2 separate regions of the Homo sapiens genome follow, and region 2 is linked to region 1. A link is a contact called in ENCODE Hi-C or POLR2A ChIA-PET data. All regions are on one chromosome and are shown on one strand. Each heading gives the region's core, a stretch centred on a gene start or an enhancer-like site at or near the end of the contact. The rest is flanking DNA. Distances are from core to core; before and after follow the strand shown. Region 1 overlaps NXN (nucleoredoxin). Region 2 overlaps NXN (nucleoredoxin).

Region 1 (3,810 bases), core at 967-3,466:
CTGGCTCACGCCTGGAATCCCAGCACTTTGGGAGGCTGAGGCAGGAGGATCACTTGAGCCCAGGAGTTTGAGACCAGCCTGTGCAACAAGGCAAAACACCGTCTTTACAAAAAATTTTAAAGTTAGCTGGGTGTGGTAGCGCACGCCTGTAGTCCCAGCTACTCAGGAGGTGGAGGTGGGAGAATCTGCTTGAGCCTGGGAGGCAGAGGTTGCAGTGAGCTGTGATCATACCACTGCACTCCAGCCTGGGTGACAGAGCGAGACCCTGTCTCAAAAAAAAAAGCATAGATCAAAAAACAGAGACTGGGCATGGTGGCGGGCGCCTGTAATCCCAGCTACTTGGGAGGCTGAGGCAGGAGAATCGTTTGAACACTGGAAGAGGAGGTTGCAGTGAGCCAAGATGGCACCACTGCACTCCAGCCTGGGTGACCGAGTGAGACTCTGTCTCAAAACAAAAACAAAAAAACAAAAAAACTTGTAGCAGAATTGAAGAGGTGAGCACGTCATAACTGTTAGCTGCTTTTATTATTGTTGTTATTATAGTTATACATTGTGTTCAATATTGTGGGTACCAGGGTGGTCGATGAAATGATGGGAGGGGAGGCTGGGTGCGGTGGCTCAGCCTGTAATTCCAGCTCTTTGGGAGGCCGAGGTGGGCGGATCACCTGAGTTCGGGAGTTCGAGACCAACCTGACCAACATGGAGAAAGCCCATCTCTACTAAAAATATAAAAAATTAGCCAGACGTGATGGTGCATCCCAGCTACCTGGGAAGCTGAGGCAGGAGAATCGCTTGAACCCGGGAGGCGGAGGTTATAGTGAGCTGAGATCGCGCCATTGCACTCCAGCCTGGGTGATGAGCGAAAGTCAGTCTTAAAAAAAAAAAAAAAGAATGATGGGCAGAGGCCATTGTGTTGTGTTAAAATAGTGTGAGTACCAGGGTGGTGGATGGAATGATGGGAGGGGCTGATGATGGGAGGGGCTGATGATGGGAGGGGCTGTCGTGGTGCTTGTTCTGTGTGACTCTTACCTTTTTTCCTCACGTCTCCTTCGTAAACAGGTTTGGAGGGAAGAAAGTAAGTCCTAGAAAGCCAGTGGCATTGCCACTGAGTGACAGTTGCCTTTAAAAAGCTTTCTCTGCTCACCTTTTGGGGGAGGGGACAGGGCAGGACGGCCCAGTGAGGCAGCATCTTTTCTTGTGTCGCCTTTTTCTCTCCACTGCCTTCTCCCTAGTAAATCTGTTTCTGCCTCGATGTAGATGTCCCGAGGACCTTCACCGTGATTTTCAGGTTCAGAAGGACATTCTCGTGCCTTCGACTTGAAGTATCAACCTCACGGATCCTCGTGGATCTCACGGGAAGTTAAAAAGCTTTTTCTGTTACCGGAACGGTTTCTGAGAACGCCAGAGCGAGCGTTGGCTTATGTCTGGAACGGACGGCGGACGTGGGTCCGTCGTGCGAGTGGGAGCAGTGAATAATGAAACTGGCGAGAGATGCCCTGACAGCAGCAACACTGTTCCCTGGTATCAGGTTCAGTCCTGACTCACTAGCTGGGACAAACACCCGAGGGTATTTTTGGGAGATGAGCCTGGAGGGCTGGAACCCTGGACCGTGTGGCTGTCCAGCTCACAGGCAGATGGCTCTGCATGAGACCATGTTTAAACAGCAAGCTGAGGCCGGGTGCGGTGGCTCACACCTGCAATCCCAGCACTTTGGGAGGCTGAGGCAGGTGGATCACCTGAGGTCAGGAGTTTGAGACCAGCCTGGCCATCATGGCGAAACCCCGTCTCTACTGAAAATACAAAAATTAGCTGGGCATGATGGTGGGTGCCTGTAATCCCAACTACTCAGGAGGCTGAGGCAGGAGAATGACTTAAACCCAGTAGGCAGAGGTTGCAGTGAGCTGAGATTGCGCCACTGCACTGCGGCTTGGGCGACAGAGCGATATCCCATCTCCAAAAAACAGAACAAAACAAAAAAACAAACAGCAAGCTGAAGGAGAGACTTTCAGGCTGAGTGTTTATGGGACAAAATGCCATCGATTTAGATTTAGATTTAGTTAATGTGCTTTGTTTGAATTCATTGCCCTGGTTTTCACGGGGGAGGTGTCCTGGTGTCCTTGAATCCCATGACTGTTGTTGGAGGTAGATCCCGTGCTTTTCATTTTAGTAACGAGGAAGCAGAGGTCAGGGCAGCTGAAGCATTTGAGTCACTTGGGATCTGGCAGAGCCGGGAGTTGGACCAGGTCTGCTGTTTCCCAGGCCAGAGTTCTTCCCCGGAATAAACTGCGGAGAGGAAAGGAGCTAGCGTTGATTAAGTGTCTGCCTTTGTGCCAGATACTGTTATTCCATTTCATGTAGAGATCATCTCCCCCCACAGATCCCTGCATGTTGCAGAGGGTGACGTTGAGGCTCAGAGGGGTTTTGGATACAAATGAGAATGCAGATCTATCTGGCCGGACGCCGTGGCTCATGCCTGTAATCCCATCACTTTGGGAGGCCGAGGCGGGCAGATCAAGTGAGGTCAGGAGATCGAGACCATCCTGGCCAACATGGTGAAACCCCATCTCTACTAAAAATACAAAAATTAGCCAGGCGTGGTGGTGGATGCCTGCAATCCCAGCTACTCGGGAGGCTGAGGCACGAGAATCACTTGAACCCGGGAGGTGGAGGTTGCAATGAACCAAGATCGTGCCATTGCACTCTAGGCTGGGCAAAAAGAGCTTAAACTCCATCCAAAAAAAAAAAAAAAAAAAAAAAAGAATGCAGATCTATCTTTTCATAAAGTCCACACTTTTCTCTCAAAACTCCCCTGCCTCCCAGAAGATGCTTCCAGCCCTGCAGATTGGGTCATTTATAACGTCTCTGCAGAATAATCCTGAGCTTTTAAATATTAGAAAACTTTCCATGAAGAGAAAAAAAGGTACTTTTTTTTTGGCCGTCTTCTCTGTAGACGTTAGCTTTTGAGTGGTTTTTGGCTTTCTAATAAAGTGCTAAAGTTTAGGGCCAGTCCCAGTGGTAAGAATTTGAAAAACTAGTATCATTCATGTTTCTTCTCCTTGAACGGGCAGATTCATTTTGCTTGTAAATAAACTCACCACCCTCCCTTCCCACCCTGGGAGGATCCTGATGCCATGGTTTGCCAGCAGCCTCCTGGGAGGAAAGAGATTTCCTCCTGATGTTTGTACCTTCCTCGTGCCTCTCTGTTCCTGCAAGAGGTGGGAATCTGGTGGGGAAGAGAGTGGGCTCTGAAGCCAGATGGTCAGCTCTGGGTTCCTGGCATTGTGGCCTTGGGCAGCTCACCATTTCCAGGCCTCCATTTCTCCATCTATAAAATGCTGTCTCTCTTCATGAGCTTTTTGGCTATATCTTCAGAAAGTTTGTGTTTTTTTTTCCTTTTTTTGTTTTGAGACGGAGTTTCGGTCTTGTTGCCCAGGCTGGAGTGCAATGGCGCAATCTTGGCTCACCACAACCTCTGCCCCCCCGGGTTCAAGCGATTCTCCTGCCTCAGCCTCCTAAGTAGCTGGGATTTCAGGCATGCGCCACCACACCCCGCTAATTTTGTATTTTTAGTAGAGACAGGGTTTCTCCATGTTGGTCAGGTTGGTCTCAAACTCCTGACCTCAGGAGATCCGCCTGCCTCGGCCTCCCAACGTGCTGGGATTACGGGCATGAGCCACCACGCCCGGCCCTCAGAAAAGTTTTAGTGTTAAACTCTATAGCTTGAGGATATCATTTACTTTAACAAAAGCCCTTTGATTTCCTTTGTGAAAATAATTAATTTAGAGACAGGGTCTCACTCTGTCACTCAGG
Region 2 (4,346 bases), core at 846-3,345, 87 kb after region 1:
GCTACGTAGGGCCCAGGTCTCTCCCAAGCGTTACCGAGCGCCGTGTCCTGCCCCTCCTGATGGCTGTGGATTTTCCATCCTTTCTCCATACAGAGATATCCTGGGTTTCTTCTAATCCCTGTTCCCCTTATACACCAGGAGGTGATGGTCTCTGATGTGTGTCTTCCTCCGACTCCCCTAACAAAGGCCCGCCGGTCACATTCAGGCCCCTCTTATCCTCCCTACTGGCCTCTGTGTGTGCACGTGTGTGCACAGGTGTGTACAAAGTGTGACTCTGTTTGACGTGGCTGGGTCTTGGAGCACCCCTCACACATGATCCGGAGGCACGTTAAACGTTCAGGCCAAGAAGAACGTTTTTATCTTGAATAAAACAGATAACAGGCCCTGCGCTTTGCAGAGCTTAGGGATCTAGAGTGGACACTGGCCCTCATTGTACGGATGGATGTCAGCTGAACTGTGGGTGCCTCATCGCCTTCAAAACCTACAGAGCTTAGGGATCTAGAGTGGACACTCGCCCTCATCATACGGATGGAAGTCAGCTGAACTGTGAGTGCCTCATCGCCTTCAAAACCTACAGAGCTTAGGGATCTAGAGTGGACACTCGCCCTCATCATACGGATGGAAGTCAGCTGAACTGTGAGTGCCTCATCGCCTTCAAAACCTACAGAGCTTAGGGATCTAGAGTGGACACTCGCCCTCATCGTACGGATGGGTGTCAGCTGAACTGTGAGTGCCTCGTCGCCTTCAAAACCTACAGAGCTTAGGGATCTAGAGTGGACACTCGCCCTCATCATACAGATGGAAGTCAGCTGAACTGTGGGTGCCTTGTCGCCTTCAAAACCTACAGAGCTTAGGGATCTAGAGTGGACACTGGCCCTCATCATATGGATGGATGTCAGCTGAACTGTGAGTGCCTCATCGCCTTCAAAACCTACCGGGTGGCAGGCTTTTGTTTTTATCTTTTGTATACTTTGAATTTCATTATGAACCACAATTATTTTCTTTGCTTTAGCACCTAGAAGACTCAGCTGAATTTGTAACTACTGCCTAGGCATGGTGGCTCACGCCTGTAATCCCTGGACTTTGGGAGGCCGAGGTGGGTGGATCACCTGAGGTCAGGAGTTCGAGATCAGCCTGGCCAACATGGCGAAACCCCATCTCTACTAAAAATACAAAAATTAGCCAGGCGTGGTGGTGGTCACCTATAATCCCAGCTACTCGGGAGGCTGAGGCAGGAGAATCACTTGAACCTGGGAGGCGGAGGTTGTAGTGAGCCGAGATCACACCACTGCACTCCAGCCTGGGTGACAAGAGTGAAATTCCTCCCTAAGTGCTGGGATTACAGGCGTGAGCCACTGCGCCCGGCCGGATTTGATGTATTGAGTGCGTGCTAACCATCCCATACTCTCCGTACTGAGCTCCACGGGAAGTCACTAGGAGAGGGGCCCAGTGCTGCCCTTGAGTGGACAGGATGAGATGGACAGTTGGGCATATCTGAGGAGCGGAGTGTGATGACGTCTTCACGAACACGACAGTGTTGGTCCGAGTACGTGTCATTTCGTACGAGGGCCTGGAAGACGGACACTTGTCACTTAGAGTGGAGCTGCTGCCGCGCCCCCTCTCTGCTGCTCCATTGGGTCAGGAGGCCTTTCCACATAGAGGCATTTTCTTTCCCAGCACCTCATCATCCGTGGAGCAGAATCTTCCTCTCTGAGGTACGGAGTTCCTTCCTGGATGTGAGGGCCCGTGGGTTGCCGGTATTGCTGGTGGCCAACGCTCAGGCCAGGGGGTCACCTGAAACTAATAAGGTACCCTAGGACAGCCTTTTTTCTTTTTTTCTTTTCTTTTTTTTGAGACAGAGTCTCACTCTATCACCCAGGCTGGAGTGCAGTGGCGCAATCTCTGCTCACTACATCTGCCTTCCGGGTTCACGCCGTTCTCCTGCGTCAGCCTCCGGAGTAGCTGGGATTATAGGCACCCACCACCACACCTGGCTAACTTTTTGTATTTTTAGTAGAGACAGGGTTTCACCATGTTGGCCAGCCTGGTCTTGAGCTCCTGACCTCATGTGATCTGCCTGCCTTGGCCTCCCAAAGTGCTGGGATTACAGGCATGAGTCACCGTGCCCGGCTCTTTTTTTTTTTAGACAGAGTCTTGCTCTGTTACCCAGAGGCTGGAGTACATTGGCACAATCTTGGCTCACTGCAACCTCTGCCTCCCGGGTTCAAGCGATCTTCCTGCCTCAGCCTCCTGAGTAGCTGGGATTATAGGCACCTGCCACTACGCCCAGCTAATTTTTGTATTTTTAGTAGAGACAGAGTTTCTCCATTTGACCAGGCTGGTCTCAAACTCCTGACCTCGTGATGTGCCCGCCTTGGCCTCCCAAAGTGCTGGGATTACAGGCGTGAGCCACCGCGCCCGGCCGGCCGTAGTCTCTTAAACAAAAAAAAAATGCTGAAGTTAAATACCAAATATGCATGCACTTCTTGACACACAGAAACGTCAGTGGCATGAGTTTGATTCATACTTCTAAACTTAATTCCAGATCCTCCTAGTTTTGAAAGATGCTCACGTATTAAGGAAATCATTATATCATTCCAGGGATATCACTTTGGAAGCGCCTTCTCAGCGCTTCGAGGTTGGGCTGAGCCCCACGTGCGGCATTCCGTCCGCGTCGATGGCCCTATTTGTGGTGCCCTGTCCTTGTCCTCCAAGCCGGGGGCCGTTTCTCCTTCAGAGCCCGTCTCACTCAGTCCCTGGTTTCACTGGTATCAGTTCTGGCTTCTCTCTAGTCTTAGAAGCCAGCCACCCTCCCTAGACTGCACCATCCCTTGATGGGAGTTTGCCTTTCTTTGCCTCTGAGGATATTTAAATGTGGCCAGGCTGGGCCGAAATACCTCTGAAGGAACTGTGCATTCGTTCATAAGCTTTGTAGCGTCACAAAACTCTGACCAGTATTTTTGATTGAATTCTGAATATTTCTGAGCTTTTGTGTGATTCCGTGGTTACGGCTTCCAGTGTCATTCAGTGGACGTGTTCCAGGTGTGTGAACACACGCACACACACGCTCACACATTCACACACGCGTGCACACAACCTACACACATGCAAACACCTACATTCACATGTGCACACACACCTACAAACATGCACACCTACACTCACACATATGCACACTCACACACGCACACACCTACAGTCACACATGCACACACCTACATTCACATGTGCGCACACACCCACACACACCTACACACATGCACACACCTACACTCACACATGCACACTCGCACACACACCTACACTCACGCACACACACCTACACACATGCACACACCTACACTCACACATATGCACACTCTCACTCACGCACCCTACACTCACACACCCTACACTCACATGCAAACACCTACATTCATATGTGCACACACCTACACTCACACACACCTACAGTCACACACATGCACACTCACACACACCTACACTCACCTACACTCACACAATGCACACTCGCGCCATCACACACACGTGCACACACAGACTCACACACACACTCGCTCTGCAGGGTCCTGGCTGTTGGAGTGTCTGGTCTGCACATCCTGTGGGGCTTCTCTGGGGACGTCCTGCTCCCTGTTTGAGTCTGTCTGTGCCCTGGGGTCTCAGTCCCATCTCACTTGTTTCTCTCCCGCTGAAGAGCTTGTATAAAGATTCCTTCACAGAGCAGTGCCAGGTACACCCCCTGCCTGCACCCAAAGGGAGCCGCCTCCACCTGGCCTGTCTTTGGACTTACACTGGGGCAGTGGCTTGATCTGCTGGTCATTTTGTGGATTGAGTCATGTGAGGGCAGAGTGTTCTGACAGGCTCGGGTGAAAATGGGTAACCCAGGCCACGCGCAGTGGCTCACGCCTGTAATCCCAGCACTTTGGGAGGCCGAGGCGGGCGGATCACGAGGTCAGGAGATCGAGACCGTCCTGGCTAACACGGTGAAACCCCGTCTCTATTAAAAATACAAAAAATTAGCCAGGCGTGGTGACGGGCGCCTGTAGTCCCAGCTACTCGGGAGGCTGAGGCAGGAGAATGGCGTGAACCCGGGAGACGGAGCTTGCAGTGAGCCGAGATCTTGCCACTGCACTCCAGCCTGGGCGACAGAGCGAGACTCCGTCTCAAAAAAAAAAAAAAAAAAAAAAAAAGCAGAACTGGGTAACCGCACAACCCGGAGTCCTATAAGCATCTTGGGGTTTTGAGAATCACCCTGCCGAGTGAAGGGGGCCTGCCAAATGCTGCCAGTGCGTTGAGGTGTCTGGGGGGCGGTACGGGTGGGGGAGTCGGGGCCTCGAGGCTGTGCC

Evidence for each region. A loop is a pair of places that touch in the nucleus more often than their neighbours do. ChIA-PET counts read pairs that join two places held with the same protein, here RNA polymerase II (POLR2A). Pooled maps may share reads with other maps.
Region 2: a loop to region 1 is called in a map of gastrocnemius medialis, with 2.8 times the contacts of the local background. The contact joins two enhancer-like sites. A Hi-C loop is called at or near these places in 2 of 168 maps with a recorded cell type or tissue (endothelial cell of hepatic sinusoid and gastrocnemius medialis) and 1 of 50 pooled maps. POLR2A ChIA-PET finds 5 or more read pairs at or near these places in 1 of 52 experiments (CD8-positive, alpha-beta memory T cell).

The regions. Positions count from the first base shown.
Region 1 is chr17:899,862-903,671 of GRCh38, reverse strand. The region is part of intron 1 of NXN (nucleoredoxin); the gene reads left to right. Among named protein-coding and RNA genes, the nearest start is that of NXN, 78 kb to the left of the region's middle. RefSeq lists an enhancer at 3,506-3,810. Within about 2 kb of position 2,216, at least 17 of the 41 ENCODE cell types and tissues checked have a DNase peak (open chromatin) inside an H3K27ac peak, as active enhancers do; they include gastrocnemius medialis, where a contact is called at or near this core.
Region 2 is chr17:811,765-816,110 of GRCh38, reverse strand. All of the region lies in intron 5 of NXN (nucleoredoxin), which reads left to right. Among named protein-coding and RNA genes, the nearest start is that of MRM3, 32 kb to the right of the region's middle. Within about 2 kb of position 2,095, at least 2 of the 41 ENCODE cell types and tissues checked have a DNase peak (open chromatin) inside an H3K27ac peak, as active enhancers do; they include gastrocnemius medialis, where a contact is called at or near this core.